Regions from separate parts of the Homo sapiens genome. Here region 2 is linked to region 1. A link is a loop called in an ENCODE intact Hi-C map of the cell type or tissue named here. Cell type or tissue: lower leg skin. All regions are shown on one strand. Links, peaks and the distances in the headings refer to the core of each region. The heading gives the core; the rest is flanking DNA. Region 1 has its middle 39 kb from the start of CLDN18. Region 2 has its middle 50 kb from the start of IL20RB-AS1.

Region 1 (5,382 bases), core at 69-5,068:
GTGTAAAAGTGTTCCTATTTCTCCACATCCTCTCCAGTACCTGTTGTTTCCTGACTTTTTAATGATTGCCATTCTAACTGGTGTGAGATGGTATCTCATTGTGGTTTTGTTTTGCATTTCTCTGATGTCCAGTGATGCTGAGCATTTTTTCATGTGTTTTTTGACTGCATAAATGTCTTCTTTTGAGAAGTGTCTGTTCAAGTCCTTCGCCCACTTTTTGATGGGGTTGTTTGTTTTTTTCTTGTAAATTTGTTTGAGTTCATTGTAGATTCTGGATATTAGCCCTTTGTCAGATGAGTAGGTTGCAAAAATTGTCTCCCATTTTGTAGGTTGCCTGTTCACTCTGATGGTAGTTTCTTTTGCTGTGCAGAAGCTCTTTAGTTTAATTAGATCCCATTTGTCAATTTTGGCTTTTGTTGCCATTGCTTTTGGTGTTTTAGACATGAAGTCCTTGCCCATGCCTATGTCCTGAATGGTAATGCCTAGGTTTTCTTCTAGGGTTTTTATGGTTTTAGGTCTAACGTTTAAGTCTTTAACCCATCTTGAATTATTTTTTGTATAAGGTGTAAGGAAGGGATCCAGTTTCGGCTTTCTGCATATGGCTAGCCAGTTTTCCCAGCACCACTTATTAAATAGGGAATCCTTTCCCCATTGCTTGTTACCATGATCAAGTGGGCTCCATCCCTGGGATACAAGGCTGGTTCAATATATGCAAATCAATAAATGTAATCCAGCATATAAACAGAACCAAGGACAAAAACCACATGATTATCTCAATAGATGCAGAAAAGGCCTTTGACAAAATTCAACAACCCTTCATGCTAAAAACTCTCAATAAATTAGGTATTCACGGGACTTATCTCAAAATAATAAGAGCTATCTATGACAAACCCACAGCCAATATCATACTGAACGGGCAAAAACTGGAAGCATTCCCTTTGAAAACTGGCACAAGACAGGGATGCCCTCTCTCACCACTCCTATTCAACATAGTGTTGGAAGTTCTGGCCAGGGCAATCAGACAGGAGAAGGAAATAAAGGGTATTCAATTAGGAAAAGAGGAAGTCAAATTGTCCCTGTTTGCAGATGACATGATTGTATATCTAGAAAACCCCATTGTCTCAGCCCAAAATCTCCTTAAGCTGATAAGCAACTTCAGTAAAGTCTCAGGATACAAAATCAATGTACAAAAATCACAAGCATTCTTATACACCAATAACAGACAAACAGAGAGCCAGATCATGAGTGAACTCCCATTCAAAATTGCTTCAAAGAGAATAAAATACCTAGGAATCCAACTTACAATGGACGTGAAGGACCTCTTCAAGGAGAACTACAAACCACTGCTCAATGAAATAAAAGAGGATACAAACAAATGGAAGAACATTCCATGCTCATGGGTAGGAAGAATCAATATCATGAAAATGGCCATACTGCCCAAGGTAATTTATAGATTCAATGCCATCCCCATCAAGCTACCAATGACTTTCTTCACAGAAATGGCAAAAACTACCTTAAAGTTCATATGGAACCAAAAAAGAGCCCGCATCGCCAAGTCAATCCTAAGCGAAAAGAACAAAGCTGGAGGCATCAACGCTACCTGACTTCAAACTATACTACAAGGCTACAGTAACCAAAACAGCATGGTACTGGCACCAAAACAGAGATATAGATCAATGGAACAGAACAGAGCCCTCAGAAATAATGCTGCATATCTACAACTATCTAATCTTTGACAAACCTGAGATTTTTTCTTTATTTTTCTCCACATAGAACTTGGAGTTATCCCCTTCCCTAAGCAACCCATCCCTTCCCACAAAACCCTGCAGGACTTTCACTAGTGAGGGGGCAGGAAAGGCATTATATGAACTGGTCCAATGGGAAACTCCTTGGGGATCAAAGAACTTAAATCAGAAACCAGGAGTGAAACAATAGGACACCAAAGACAAAATCTAACCTGAAGTCAGAGGGAAGCCAGTGAGGCTGTTGGTTTAGCAGCCTAGCTCTGATAAATCAGGGAGAGAAGAAGGGAGAACACGTCAAGTGGAGGACAGTGATGAACAGTTGTGGGTAGGTGAGAAAGAATGACCTGTGCAAGAAACAATCAGCAACACAGGGAATTAGGAAAGAGGGAGAAGATAGGGAAAGGGAAGACCAGGGCTACCCAGCCCTTCCTCTGCCAGGTGCCTTGTATATATTACCACTTCCTGAGCAGAGGGTCTTATTAGTCTCCTTTAATAAATATCGTAACTGAGGCTCAGAGAAACTGAGTGAACAACAAAACAAGAAGTTAAACCCAGGACCCTGAATTCCAAATCCCCTGTTCCTTCCACTTTCAATGGTTTCCAAACAATACCCTACAAAAGCAGTATCAGGCTGGCTGCTCAGAATCACCTGGAGAACTTCTTTAAAATTCATGGTTCATAATCCTGGCCTCATCCTAGTCCTACTGGATCAGAATCTGTGGGAGAGAGGATCAGGAAACAGGATTTATTCATAAGCTCCTTAGGGGGTCCTGTGTTGCAGCCAGGTTTGGGACTAATATTTTAGGGGTATCACATCACCTTCAACGTATTTGTAGGAGAGGGGGAAAATGAACTGTTATTTTCCGAGCACCTACTTTGCTTTACTTTATTACAAACACCTCCTGGGCATGGTTCTAAGCATATTATCACACATTGCACTTCCTCAACATGGTTGTGAGATTGGCATCATCTTCACGCTAGTGAGGAAGCTGAGGACAGTTGTGTGACGCCCTGAAAGACTTTAGCTAGTAAGGATCAGAGCTGGAATCCAGGCCTCAACCTGTTGGACTCCCGGTTCCTAGTCTTTGTACCTTCCCACACTAGTAAAGGGGGAAGACCTTATGATAGTGGGAGGAGGAGGAAGGGATCAAGATACTGCAGGTAATAGGGATAATTGTGGAACAGTGTAACAGAAAGATCCACAGGAGTGGCCCAGACTGTGGAAAATGTTGGCTGGGAAAGCGAGTGTGAGGGAAGCTGAGGAATGGGTCCAGGCGCGGGGCATGTAAACTCGCCTAGTATTTCCTGATCCCTGTCTAGTGAGACTTTAGGCGACGTCGAGAAGGCGCTTGTATTCCAAGGGGCTGGCTCCCTCTTGTGGCGGCTGCCGCTCATCACCAAATGCTGTGACCAGGTAGCCCTGCCAAGCGGTGGTGGCAATCTGGCTGCACATTGGAATCGCCTAGGAGCTTTTAAAACGTTCGCATTGCCCAGGCCCATGAAAGCCAAATACCTGGGATGATCTAGACCTGTGCTGTTCAATGCACTAGGCACTAGCCACATGCAGCTCTTTAGCACATGAGTTGTGGCTACTTCGAATTGAGATGATGGAAGTGTAAAATACACACTAAATTTCAAAGACTTAGTATAAGAAAAGAATATAGAATACCTCACTAACAATTTGATATTAATTATATGTGGAAATAATATTTTTAATAAATAGGATTAAATACATTATTTAATTTATCTGTTTTTACTTTTTAAAATACAGACACTAGAAAACAGAATTACACATGTGGCTCACATTTATGACTGGGATTACATATGTAAGATTGCCAGATGTAGCAAATAAAAATACTGGATGTTCAGTTATATTTGAATTCCAGATAAACTCAAGTAATTTTTTGGTATATTTAGTAAATTTTCAGTATAAATGTGTCTCATGCGATACCTGGGATATGCTTATACTAAAAGCAAAATTCATGGTTTATCTAAATTTCAAATTTAACTGGGTGTCCTGTGTTTTTTCTGGCCACCCTAATATGTCTACCAGACAGCACCAATTACACTCTTGATACTCAGAGTGTGGTCTGAGGACTAGCAGCATAGGTCTTAACTGGGAGCTTGTCAGAAATGCAGAATCACAGGCCTCACCTGTAGCCACCAAACTAGAACCTGCAGTTTAACAAAATTCTTAGGTGATTCATGTGGACACCAAGTTTAAGAAGCCCTGAGCTTGAGAGCCACTAGCTGAGTGGAGGCATACAGGAGAAGAAATATGGAGGTCTCCAGCACCCTTGGCCAAGGCAGACAGCCCTGAACTCCAAACCCTGAACCTAACCGCCTCTCTCCTCATCCCCACAATGCCCAGCACAAAAGGTTGGTTGAGTAAACAAATTATTTGTAAATGGGTAAGTGAATGAATGGATAAATAAATAGATGAGTGGGTGGCCAAATTGATGAATGTTTGAGATGGTGAATAAATTCAAGAGCAAATAGCCTGAATGGAGAAATTCCCAGTGAACTCTGGGAACTCTGGCCTACTCAAGGGCCAGCAGAAGGAAGCAGATGGCTCAGATGGAAAAGCAAGCCAAAAAGCTGTCCCTTCCCTGGCTCAGGACAAGACCATGAAAAGAAATGCACTCCTTCTGGCCCAAGATCCACCATCTGCAGCCCAGGTAAGGTAGATAGGAAGGACTTTCCTTCCCTACCTATGCCAGCTTACCTGGAACTCGTGGGACCTGAATGCATATCCCCTTGCTCACCCAGCCCTGGTCCACTCTGCCCCCTGGAGTGGCCTACTACCAACTTGTTCTCTCTCAAACCATCTGAAGTTGCAGGAAATGTTTTGGATTATCCTTAATTATATAAAATGGGTCAGATTTTAGTTAATAAATGATCATTTCTTTCTCGATTGTTATTTGCATTACAAATGTAGTACATGTTCCTGTAGAAAGAAAGCCCCACTACTATCCTTCTAGACATTTTATACATTTATCTATCTATACATAAATATTCTTGTATAAATGATATCACACCAAACATTATTTTATGAACTCCTTATTTACTAAACAGTACATCTTTCATATCATCCAAAGTATACACATCTATCTCTTATAAATGGCTGCGCATTATTTTTCTTTTTTTTATTTTTTATTTTAATTTATTTTTTTGGGTGGGGGAGACAGAGTCTCACTCTGTTGCCCAGGCTAGAACCTCCACCTTCTCAGGTTCAAGCGATTCTCCAGCCTCAGCCCTCGCGAGTAGCTGGGATTACAGGTACATGCTACCATGTCCGGCTAATTTTTGTATTTTTAGTAGAGATGGGGTTTCTCCACGTTGGCCAGGCTGGTCTCGAACTCCTGACCTCAGGTGACCTGCCCATCTTGGCCTCCCAATGTGCTGGGATTATAGATGTGAGCCACCGCGCCTGGCCAGGCTGCACATTATTTCATCATGTGGATGCACCATAATTTATTGAAAAAAAAAATCCCCTGTTGTTGGACATTTTGGTATATCTAAAGTTCATTCTTATTATAGGCAATGCTATTTGCTCCTGGCCACCTACCCCTCTTTTCCTAGTGAATATCTGCTCATCTTTCACATCTCAGCTCTATTTCCACTTTCTCAGAGAAGC
Region 2 (5,382 bases), core at 260-5,259, 940 kb before region 1:
AGCCTGGACGACATGGCAGAACCTCATCTCTACAAAAAATTAAAAAATTAGCCAGGTGTGGTGACATTCACCTATAGTCCTAGCTACTCAGGTGGCTGAGTGGGGAGGATCACCCAAGCCTGGGAGGTCGAGGCTACAATAAGCTGTAATCACACCACTGCACTCCATCCTGGGAGACAGAGTGAGACCCTGTCTTAAAAAAATTAGTTTTAAGGTTAACATTATGTTACATACTGAAATGGTAAGGAGGGAACGGTGTCCTTGCAATGAGAGCAGGATATTATTAAACAAAAATAGGCAGTCATGAAATATATTGCTATTGGAAATAAAAAAAAGACTGCAACAGGCAGGATAGACAACCGGTGAAAATAGCTGGTGAAAGATAAGTGAATTAAAAGATAGAAATGCTGGGCGCATTGGCGCCTGTCTGTAATGGGCTCACAGTGCATTGAAAGGCCAGAAGTTTGAGACCAGCCTGAGCAACATAGTGACACCCCATCTCTTAAAAATAAAAAAAAAATTAGCTGAATGATGACATGTACCTGTAGTCCCAGCTACTTGGGAGGCTGAAGTGAGAGGATTTGCTTGGGCCCAGGAGTTTGAAGTTGCAATAAGCTATGATCGTACCACAGCACTCCAGCCTGGGTGACAGAGTAAGACTGTTTCTTTCTTTCTTTCTTCTTTTTTTTTTTTGAGATGGAGTTTCACTCTTGTCGCCCAGGCTGTAGTGCAGTGGTGCAATCTCAGCTCACCGCAACCTCTGCCTCCCGGGTTCAAGTGATTCTCCTGCCTCAGCCTCCTGAGTAGCTGGGATTACAGGCACCTGCCACCATTCATGGCTAATTTTGTATTTTTAGTAGGGACGGGGTTTCTCCATGTTGATCAGGCTGGTCTCGAACTCCTGACCTCAGGTGATCTGCCTGCCTCAGCCTCCCAAAGTGCTGGGACCACAGGCATGAGCCATCGCACCCAGCCCTGTTTCAAAGAGAGAGAGAGAGAGAGAAAATGTACATAAAACATAGCACCAAAAGATGAAGAAATGGAAAATATGAATAAGAAGTTGAGAGCCATGGGAGATAGATTGAGGAATTCCAACACACATCCAAGAAGAGTTTCTGAATAAGAAAAATAGTGAGAACAGGGGAATGAAAATGAAATGTTTGCAGAGGTAATGGTTGAAAATTTCCATAATCAAAATAAAATTCCATTTCAGGAAAGTGCACTGATTGTGATGGGGTAAAGTAAGTAAAGTAACAAAATACCCAAATAATTCCTTCTGAACACTACCATGACTCAGAGGGAACAGAAAAAAAAGATCCAGCCTCAGTGAGGCTGTGAGCCCATGTCACACCTGATCACATTCCCATCAAGGGAAACACCTGGCTCTGAGTGTCTCCTCCCTTATTTTGGGCCCAGGGTAGCAGAGTGGAGGACATGTGATTGGAGTCTCCACAAATTTCTACTGCTTCCTTCTTTCTCCATTAAAGTTATTAAGCTGGACTTTTCTTCCATTAAATTAAAAAAAAAGAAAGAAAGAAAGAAAGAAAGAAAGAAAAGACTTTCTGCTGCTTCTGGTCCTCAGGCAGCTTCAGATGATCACAAGACACTTGTTATTTAGGGCTCAGACACATGGCACAGCACACGGCAGGCACTTATTTCAGGATTTCCCAAGCACTGGAACCTGGCTCCATGACTGGGGCCCTGCTGACTCCAGTCTTCTAGAAGAGGCAATGATGGGGACAGGGTGACGAGTGTGGAGACAGCAGTGCCTCATCTCCTGGGACATACTCTACTTGCTGTTCTGTGGCACAGCTTTCACAGGCTATGATTGCAAGAAGAGGAGGGGAAATAAGGTGTTGTTAATCTCCCAACCTCTAATATTTTTTTTTTCTTGAGACAGGGTCTTGATATGTCAGGCTGCAGGCTGAAGTATAGTGGCACAATCACGGCCCTCTTCAGCCTTGACCTCCCAGCTCAGCCTCCAGGTAGCTGGGACTACAGGTGCGCGCCACCATGCCTGTCTAATTTTTAAATTTATTGTAGAGGTGGGATCTCACTATATTGCCCAGGCTGGTCTCAAACTCCTGGGCTCAAGCAATCCTTCCACCTTAGCCTTCCAAAGTGCTGGGATTACAGATGTGAGCCATTGCATCCATCCTTAACCTCTAATCTTTAGACTAATTAAATCCATTTCCAAAAAAATACATGTTTATTGTAAAAACAATGTAAGCAATATGGAAAGATGTAAAACCAAAAGCTTCTCCCTTCTTTCTCTTGGTCTTATGCCCTGGGTGTGAACTCTGTTAATATTTGGTTTGTGTCCTTCACATCCTCTGTCTCTCATAGCTGGGATAATATGTGAGGTTTCACCAGTTATGGTCCTCCCATCCCACACTCCCTTTTCTCTGGATTCCTCCTCCAACCACCATTTGGGGAAGTAGATGCAAGATATCCATTGGTTATGGAAGCTGTCACAGTGGAATCAGTGAAGAATATGCCAAATTCTTGAGTTTTAAGATAAAAGTTCTCAACCCAGATATAAGATAGAAAAAAAACTGAGCAAACTGTATATTGGCTCAATCAGTTTTTTTCCCCCTCTTCCCAACCCCAGATTAGATAAAGCTGAGTTGAGGGAAGAGGTGAAATGGGGAGGAAGTAATGAGAAAAGCAGTCATGGTCTCCAAGAAGGGATATCCCTGTGTCCTCCTCTGGCGATTAGATGTAAAGAAGTATTGGAGGGTATTATCGAATTCTCCAGATAGAGTTTGGGGACTCAGGTGCAGAAGTGTCAGCGACAAACTTCCACTTGGAGGTCTGGGGAGCAGACACCTCTCCCTGAGACTGAGATATGAGGTAGATCTCTAAGCCTAGGAGCCAGGGTAAGAAAAAGAACACTTGTTAATTAACTAAACTTACATATAAAATGCCTGAATTTACCCGGAAATGACCATGACTAATTTTCTGCCATTATGAGGATTGGAGATTCCAAATAAAGGTAAAACTGTATAATGGAACAATAAAAAAGTTATATTATGTACACCCTACACTGCTTGAAAAATTTGTGCATCTATATATTTTGTATATCTATGCTATCTATTCCTCTTTTCCTTTTCTTCATGACCTGGCTTTATCCTGAGATGGATGAAAGAGCTATGATTTCAATTTCTCCTTCTCTTTGCTAAGTTAATATATTTGAACACGAATTGTTGGTTTGTCTATCACCAAAGAGCTGGTGAAAACAAAAATTTGTTTCCCACTCCGTCCTCTTCCCGGATACTTGGAGACAGCAGCGTCAGTGGCATTGTTTGGCGTCTCTGAACGCGGCTTTGGCAGAGCCCTCCGGAGCCAGCTGTAGTTCCCGGAGACGCCACTAGGTGACAATGTAGGTCTTGGTTGGTCAACTGCAGGCTACGGTTGATTTGGTTGGGTCCCAGCGGAGCCTTAGCGTCCTCTCCGGCAAAATAACAAATGTCCGTCGTGCAGGGCACTTTCTTCGGGAAGGACTCCTGGGAGCTCAGGAGTTTGCATACGAAGCCGAGGGAGCGAGGGGCTTCTGATAATGATATTCAGCGTCGAACAGAGTCGCTCATATGCAGAGCCGGAGTCTCTCCCAGCTTTGATATATGAGATTATTATGGAGAGTAATGCAGGCCGAGTGATGCTTGCTCGGCAGGCTGTGGATGTGGATTCCTATGTGGATTGCGAGGCCGGGCGCAACAGGGATGTCGCTTCCTAGGGACAAAGAGGGGTGAGGGGAGAGACGGCCAGGAACCAAGGACTGTCATAGGAGTGCCAGGCATCTCTGTCTGTTCTCAGCAACAATGGATTGGTCCTTTTCCCGGAGGTACAAGGGAGGCCAGTGGATGGGTGGATTAGCATTTGTCCCGAGTCCTGTAGTGGAAGGCAGTGCTCCCCCAGGCAGAGCCAACCCTTGGTGAGATGGCCATAGGGCTGCTACTCTGGACCCCTTATATGGAGGAGCTCTTCACTCCAGGGCTTTACAAAGTTGACCAAAGAGGAAAGGAAGACTGGGCGGGCACCGGAATGAGATCTCAGTGGAGGGTCCTCTGTTGGCAGTTGGGGGTGGTGCTGGTAGACACCCTAGAGAGGGTTGTTAACAGAATAGCCTTTCCTGTCTTCCTAGAGGTTCTGCCAAACTCTCCCACTGCTCATTCTAGTTTAGACTGGAACGTTGTTTTGTTTTTGTTTTAAGATTTTTTTTTTTGAAACACACCGTCAGTTTGGAATAAAAATTCTATCCTCTTGGTTTAGTGTTTCTACTCACTTGCATGAGTCCCGACGAGCTTCTACTACCAGGGTCATGAGAATCGCCCCTCAAAGCACTGTTCTGCCATGACAGAGGATTTACCTCTGGGCACCAAGCTGTGATCACTGCCAGCGCATCCCTGTCAAAGTCTGGTCCTGGACAGATAGATGCTTGCCCTCTGCAGTGAGAATTCTCACGCTCTCATTAAAGTTATTGACTCAGTTGATTCTCACTTGCTCAGCTGTTACCCTCAGAACCAGGCACAGGCTCTAGCCAAGGGCCCTGCCAGGTCCAGTTCTTCCCTCACAAACCCTCAGGTCCCAGACCTCAGATATTTGGTTAGAGCTTGGGTCCACACCCTCAATTAGGCTTTCCTGCCCACAGACCTGTCTGCCCTGACAACTTTCTTGGCCCCAAGTCTGGATGTTAGACCCTTTGCTCCCAGAAGACTCCAGCTCCTACCGCAAACTGTCCAACCCTTTTCCAGGTTCTGCAGATGTAGGGGCCTCAGGCAGGAGCATGCCTTCACAGCACCACAAAATCCTGTTACACTCCTCCAGGGCATCAGCAATAAGGTATTAAACGCCTTATATCCCTGGGGGCCTTAACATCCTCTGCCACTATGTGTATATGTAAAAATAATATAGGCCAGGTGTGGTGGCTCATGCCTGTAATCCCAGCTCTTTGGGAGGCCAAGGCGGGAGGATTGCCTGAGGTCAGGAGTTTGAGACCAGCCTGGCCAACATGGCGAAAACCCATCTCTACTAAAAATACAGAAATTAGCCGGGCGTAATGGCACACACCTGTAGTCCCAGCTACTCGAGCGGCTGAGGCGGGAGAATCCCTTGAACCGGGGAGGTGGAGGTTGCAGTGAGCCCAGATCGTGCTACTGCACTCCAGCCTGGGTGACATAGCGAGACTCCATCTCTTAAAAAAAAAAAAAAAAGCCTTAATTTGCATAACTAATAAGGTTTCCCCAAGGACTCTAAGGTGACTTGCTATCCTTAGCCAATGGACTAAGAGGCAGCCAGTGTAATTTGATTTTGGACTCCTTTTGTATCTAGTTATTTTGATTTTTGACAATTAGCTCATTATCTTTGTATTTGCAGATGTTC

What was found. Hi-C counts contacts between places; a loop is a spot of excess contacts. Peaks named below come from ENCODE experiments on the same cell type or tissue, not always from the same donor. Only the 100,000 strongest peaks of a DNase experiment are listed, where the experiment ranks them.
Region 2: it touches region 1 in a loop (9-fold over the local background); 14 of 110 quality-filtered maps call a loop at or near these places.

What each region holds. Positions count from the first base shown.
Region 1 is chr3:137,968,262-137,973,643 of GRCh38, forward strand. No RefSeq gene overlaps it. Among named protein-coding and RNA genes, the nearest start is that of CLDN18, 39 kb to the right of the region's middle. In lower leg skin, for the core only: no CTCF peak of the experiment used is centred there; a DNase peak (open chromatin) is centred at 3,120.
Region 2 is chr3:137,029,241-137,034,622 of GRCh38, forward strand. No RefSeq gene overlaps it. Among named protein-coding and RNA genes, the nearest start is that of IL20RB-AS1, 50 kb to the left of the region's middle. RefSeq lists enhancers at 3,140-4,006, 3,489-3,558. In lower leg skin, for the core only: a CTCF peak has its summit at 3,306; a DNase peak (open chromatin) is centred at 3,361.